Linked DNA regions of Homo sapiens: region 2 is linked to region 1. A link is an interaction called in ENCODE POLR2A ChIA-PET data of the cell type or tissue named here. Cell type or tissue: OCI-LY7. All regions are shown on one strand. Links, peaks and the distances in the headings refer to the core of each region. The heading gives the core; the rest is flanking DNA.

Region 1 (2,929 bases), core at 228-2,727:
AGCCTGGGCAACAAGACTGAAACTCCTTCTCAAAAAAAAAAAAAAAGAAAAAAGAAAAAACAGGAAAATGAAGTTTAGTCACACTATATTCAGTAAATTTTTGTGGAATCATTACAAATCTAACCAGCATTGGATTTATAGGGATATGGAATTAAGGATATGGATTTATAGTTGTAAGCAACTAACTAAAAAAACCTTATAAACATACCTTGTTTGTAACAGCTATTTTTAATGTAGAAAGATCGTTATTTGTAATTGCTACACATAGCACTTATTCTATGTTAAGTACCACACTGAATGCTTTACATATATTAACTCATTTATTTCTTTTTTTTTTTTTTTTGAGACAGCGTCTCACTGTTGTCCCAGCTAGAGTACAGTGGCGCGATCTCGGCTCACTGCAACCTCCGCCTCCTGGGTTCAAGTGATTCTCCTGCTTCAGCCTCCTGAGTAGCTGGGACTACAGGCACGTGCCACCACGCCCGGCTAATTTTTGTATTTATAGTAGAGATGGGGTTTCACCATATTGGCCAGGCTGGTCTCGAACTCCTGACCTCGTGATCCGCCCACCTCAGCCTCCCAAAGTGCTGGGATTACAGGCGTGAGCCACCGCGCCAGGCTAACTCATTTAATTCTTAACAGTACAGATGAAGTAACATTGTGTGACTAACTTGCTCCAAAATCACACAGCTATTAAGTGGTGGGGTGGAGTTTAAATTAAAGCAGCCAAAGTGCAGAGTGTATATTCTTAACCGTTGCACTCTTTCAAGTAGGCATGTAATGTGCTTTGCTTGGGTGACTTCAGAAGGGGAGATGTGTTTTGATAAGCTTACTATGTGTTTTGCTACAGCTATAAAATAAAACGTGTGGGCATTTATTTTTAGGCCCTGTTATATTACAATGTTAGATAACAAAAATATATAATCTTGAGGACTAAACCAAGCAATTACACCAATCGTGTTTTAGTAACTAATTGAGAACTTTGTGGATTTCTAAAGAAAGTGGATGGACACTTAACCTTCTCCCCCTTTCTAATTTGATTTCTGGCATTTGCTAGTTCGTATGATTTCCCAGTTAAAATATTTTGCTAGTGAAAAAAGTTTTAGTACATTTTTAAAAGTTTGTGAATTTTGGATTTATTCTAGACTTAACTACCTTAGTACTTTTAGTAATTTTGGTGATAAGTCTGGCAAAGGGTAAAACAGTTGTTTTGAAAAAGTTTAAGCTAAAATGTACACATACGTGTTTCTTGGTGTATTTTAAGCTTGTTACTACAAAATGCTATACAGAAATTAGTTGTAATATTTTTTTCTGTGCTCTGCTCATTACTGTCATTGTAATCTCTACTAAAAATACAAAAATTAGCCAAGCGTGGTCACGGGTGCCTGTAGTCCTAGCTACTTGGGAGACTGAAGCAAGAGAATTGCTTCAACCTGGGAGGTGGAGGTTGCAGTGAGCCGAGATGATGACATTGCACTCCATTACTGTCATTGTAATGAGCAGAGCACAGAAAAAAATATTGTAACTAATTTTGATATATATGTCTACATATATATGTCAACATATTAGTATTGCCGTGAAACTTCTTATGGGGCAGTAAGCCTATGTTGGCACAAAATCTGGTCAGAAGTATTAACTAAGGCAAGAAAGTTTGATATTTTAATTGATATGTGAAATGTATATTTTTTCTTATAGTTCTTTTTCTGATGAATAAATGAATACTTTATAGGTGAGGAATTCATATTTCAAGTGATTTTTAACTTTCTACCACGGTCACATAGTTCCTTAAGTGTTACATACAAAGTTTTGGTGCCGCAAAAGGAATAGCACTTGAATATAAAATTTTTTTTTAATTTTTAGCAAGGCAAGTTATTTTTATAGAACTCATAATTAACATAAGTGAGAGAGAACTCAAACCTGAGTGTCAAGCTTTATTACTATCTTGTGTAAAAAGAGGAACAAATTCAACCAAAACTAAAGTCCATCCTTCAGTAAAACTTGTATGTTAGGGTTGATACTGATGCGTAGGTACACAAATAAGTGTAAAATTCTAACTGAAAGAATATGCCAGATGGTTTATGGATGGTGGGATTAGGAGGGTTAAATTTTTTTCATTTGAACTTGTATACTTTGTTACCATGTTGTGGATTGTAAAATCTGTTTTGGATGTTGGTTTATACATCATGGTATTTAGCTTTTCTTTATTTTTTGTTTTTTTTCTTTGACTTAGTTACATACTCATGGTCCAAAATAGCAATTTGGTAAAGCCTATAGCCCCTATCTTAGAGTGTTTTAAAATGCAGGCCAGGCACAGTGGTTCATGCTTGTAATCCCAGCACTTTGGGAGGCTGAGATGGGCGAATCACCTGAGATCAGGAGTTCGAGACCAGCCTGGCCAAAATGGTGAAACCTTATCTTTACTAAAAATACAAAAATTAGCCGAGCGTGTTCATGGGTGCCTGTAGTCCCAGCTAAGGCTGAGGCAAGAGAATTGCTTGAACCTGGGAGGTGGAGGTTGCAGTGAGCCGAGATGGTGCCATTGCATCCAGCCTGGGCAACAAGAGTGAAACTCCGTCTCAAAAAAAAAAAAGAAAAAAGAATGTTTTAACATGTATTACATAAAATGCATAGGTTTACAAAGGAAACCAATTTATACTGAAGTACAACAAGGATTGAATTAGCATGAGTCATATTAAGGACATTATCTGGCACAGGCTAAGTTCTGTCTAATGTGGAAAACCTATCTCCTGCCTATCTTCCCCAACCACCTCATTCCCCTTTCCAAATTGCCCAATTACAATTTTTTGAGGATTCTACTAGAAAAAGTCTGTCCAGGAGAACTTTCTGAGATAATGGAAAGGGTATTTTTTACTGTCCAATACAGTAGCCACTGGCTGTACATGGTAATTGAGCATTTGGATATTGTGGC
Region 2 (2,929 bases), core at 221-2,720, 54 kb before region 1:
AAATACAACAATTAGCAGAGCGTGGTGGCTCATGCCTGTAATCCCAGCTACTTGGGAGGCTGAGGCAGAAGAATTGCATGAACCCAGGAGGCGGAGGTTGTACTGAGCCAGGATGACATCACTGCACTCCAGCCTGGGTGATAAAGCGAGACTCCATCTCAAAAAAATAAATAAATAAAATAATTTGAAAAAATGCCTCTACCTGTTCCTAAAAAATTAGCATCTATAGAATAATAACTAACATTTTATGAACGCTTACTATGTATGAGAGACTTTAAATATGTTAACTCATTAAAGAAGTTGCAGTATTCTTTAGTGTTTTCATCCTGGGTTTTCTTTTTTTTTTTTTTTTTTTAAACACACGCTTCGGCTGGGAAAGGGATACAGTGGATACAGTGGTATAAGTGTTGAGAATGTAGTTGAAACCTTGGATAGCCTATAAATTTTTTTCCAATTTTTTTATCATGGTAAAATTATAAAATTCACTACTTCAACCATTTTTAAATAGTTAAGTGGTATTAAATATGTTGTTTTTGTTGTTGTTGTTAGCGTTGAGTTTTAGGAATTTACTGTATTTTCTGGATATTAATCTCTTATCAGCTATATGATTTGTAAATATTTTCTCCCACGCTGTGAGTTGCCTTTTACTTTCTTGATAATGTCTTTGGGTGCACAAGATAGTTTGATTTTCATGAAAAAAAAAAAGTTGAGGAAAGAAATTTAAGAAGGCACAAATAAATAGAAAAATACTCTATGTTCATGGATTAGAAGAATTAATATTGTTAAAATGTCCATATTACTCAAATCAATCTACAGATTTAATGCAATCTTTATCAAAATTCCAATGTCATTTTAGAAAATATAATCCTAAAATTCATATGAAACTATTAAAAAAAAAAAAACAAAAAAAAAATAGCCAAACCAATGATGAGTAAAAAGAACAAAGCTGGAGGCACCACAGTAATCTGACTTCAAAATATACTATATATAAATTGTAACCCAAACACTATAGTACTGGGAATAAAAAAAAAATAGATACATTCATCAATGGACCAGAACAGAGATCCCAGAAATGAACTCATACATGTACAGTCAATTGATTTTCAACAAAACTGCCAAAAATGCACAATGGGAAAAGGATAGTCTCTTCAAGAAATTGTGCTGAGAAAACTGGATCTCTACATGCAGAAGAATGAAAATGGACCCTTATCTCACACTGTATACAAAATCAACCCAAATGGGTTAAAGGCCAGAAACTGTAAAACTACTGAAAGAAAACATAGAAGAGAAACTGTATAACATTTTTCTGGCCATGATTTTTTTTTTTCACTTGGTCCCCAAAGCACATGAAGCAAAAACAAAAGTAGACAAATGTGATGTCATCAAACTAAAAAGCTTCTGCACAGCAAAAGAAACAATTAACAGTGTGAAGACTCAACCTACAGATTGGGAGAAAACATTTGTAAGCCAAAGCCCTACATCCTAAAGGAGTTAATATTCAAAATATATAAGGAACTCAAACCACTCAATAGCAAGAAAACAAAAAAAATTCAATTTAAAAATAGACAAAAAGGGCCGGGCGCGGTGGCTCACACCTGTAATCCCAGCACTTTGGGAGGCCAAGGCGGGTGGATCACGAGGTCAGGAGATCGAGACCATCCTGGCTAACACGGTGAAACCCTGTCTCTACTAAAAATACAAAAAATTAGCCGGGCATGGTGGCGGGCACCTGTAGTCCCAGCTACTCGGGAGGCTGAGGCAGGAGAATGGCATGAACCCGGGAGGTGGAGCTTGCAGTGAGCCTAGATCTCGCCACTGCACTCCAGCCTGGGCAACAGAGCGAGACTCCATCTCAAAGGAAAAAAAAAAAACACAAAAAGGTCAGGCACAGTGGTTCATATCTGTAGTCCTAGCTACTCTGGAGGATGAGGGAGAATTGCTTCAATCCAGGAGTTTGATGCTACAGTGAACTATGATGGTGCCACTGCACTCCAGCCTAGAAGCAAGATCCTGTCTCAAAAAAAAGTTGGTGGGGACAAGGACCTTGAATAGATATTTCTCAAAAAAAGAAGATATACAAATGGCCAGTAGATATGTGAAAAAATGTTCTACTTCACTAATCATTAGAGAAATGCACATTAAAACTACAAATCACCTCACATCGGTCAGAATGGCTATTCTCAAAAAGACAAAAGATAAATCTTGGCAAGGATGTGGAAAAAAGGCAACCCTGTACAACTGTTGTTGGGAGTGTAAATTAATGCAGCCAGTATGGAAAACTGTATAGAGGTTTCTCAAAAATTAAAAATAGAATTCCATATGATCCAGTAAACCTACTTCTGAGTGTTTACTCAAAAATTTTGAAATTAATGTGTCAAAGAAATATCTGTACTCCCATGGCCATTGCAGTGTTATTCACAGCAGCAATATTATGGAATCAACCTAAGTGTCCACCAACAAATGAATGAATGAAGAAAATGTGGCACATACACACAGTGGAATACCATTCAGCTTTCAGTTATTTTCAACAACTTAGATGGAATTAGAGAGCATTATGCTAAGTGAAGTAAGTCTGGCACAGAAAGACAAATACTGTATGTTCCCACTTAGATGTGAAATCTAAAACAATCAAACTCATAGAAGTAGAGAGTAGAATGGTAGTGAGAGGCTGGATGGTGGGGGACATGGGTAGATGATGGTCAAAGGGCTACAAATCTCAGTTAGACAAGAGGAATAAGGTGGTTTTAAAAAAAATATATTGCACAGTGTGGTGAGCATAGTTAGTAACAGTGTATTGTACATTTCAAAATTGCTAAGAGAGCAAATTTCAAATGTTCTCACCACAAAAAATAGTAAGTTTTTGAAGTGATAACTATATTAACTTGATTTAAGTTTTCCACATCATATTCATAAATCATAACATCATTTT

The links. ChIA-PET counts read pairs that join two places held together with the same protein. Peaks named below come from ENCODE experiments on the same cell type or tissue, not always from the same donor. Only the 100,000 strongest peaks of a DNase experiment are listed, where the experiment ranks them.
Region 2: POLR2A ChIA-PET joins it to region 1 with 5 read pairs; 17 of 35 experiments call an interaction of 5 or more read pairs at or near these places.

Annotation. Positions count from the first base shown.
Region 1 is chr4:98,919,968-98,922,896 of GRCh38, reverse strand. All of the region lies in intron 1 of EIF4E (eukaryotic translation initiation factor 4E), which reads left to right. Among named protein-coding and RNA genes, the nearest start is that of EIF4E, 7.7 kb to the left of the region's middle. In OCI-LY7, for the core only: no CTCF peak of the experiment used is centred there; a DNase peak (open chromatin) is centred at 1,406; H3K4me3 peaks cover 861 bases; H3K27ac peaks cover 1,427 bases.
Region 2 is chr4:98,973,553-98,976,481 of GRCh38, reverse strand. No RefSeq gene overlaps it. Among named protein-coding and RNA genes, the nearest start is that of METAP1, 21 kb to the left of the region's middle. In OCI-LY7, for the core only: no CTCF peak of the experiment used is centred there; no DNase peak of the experiment used is centred there.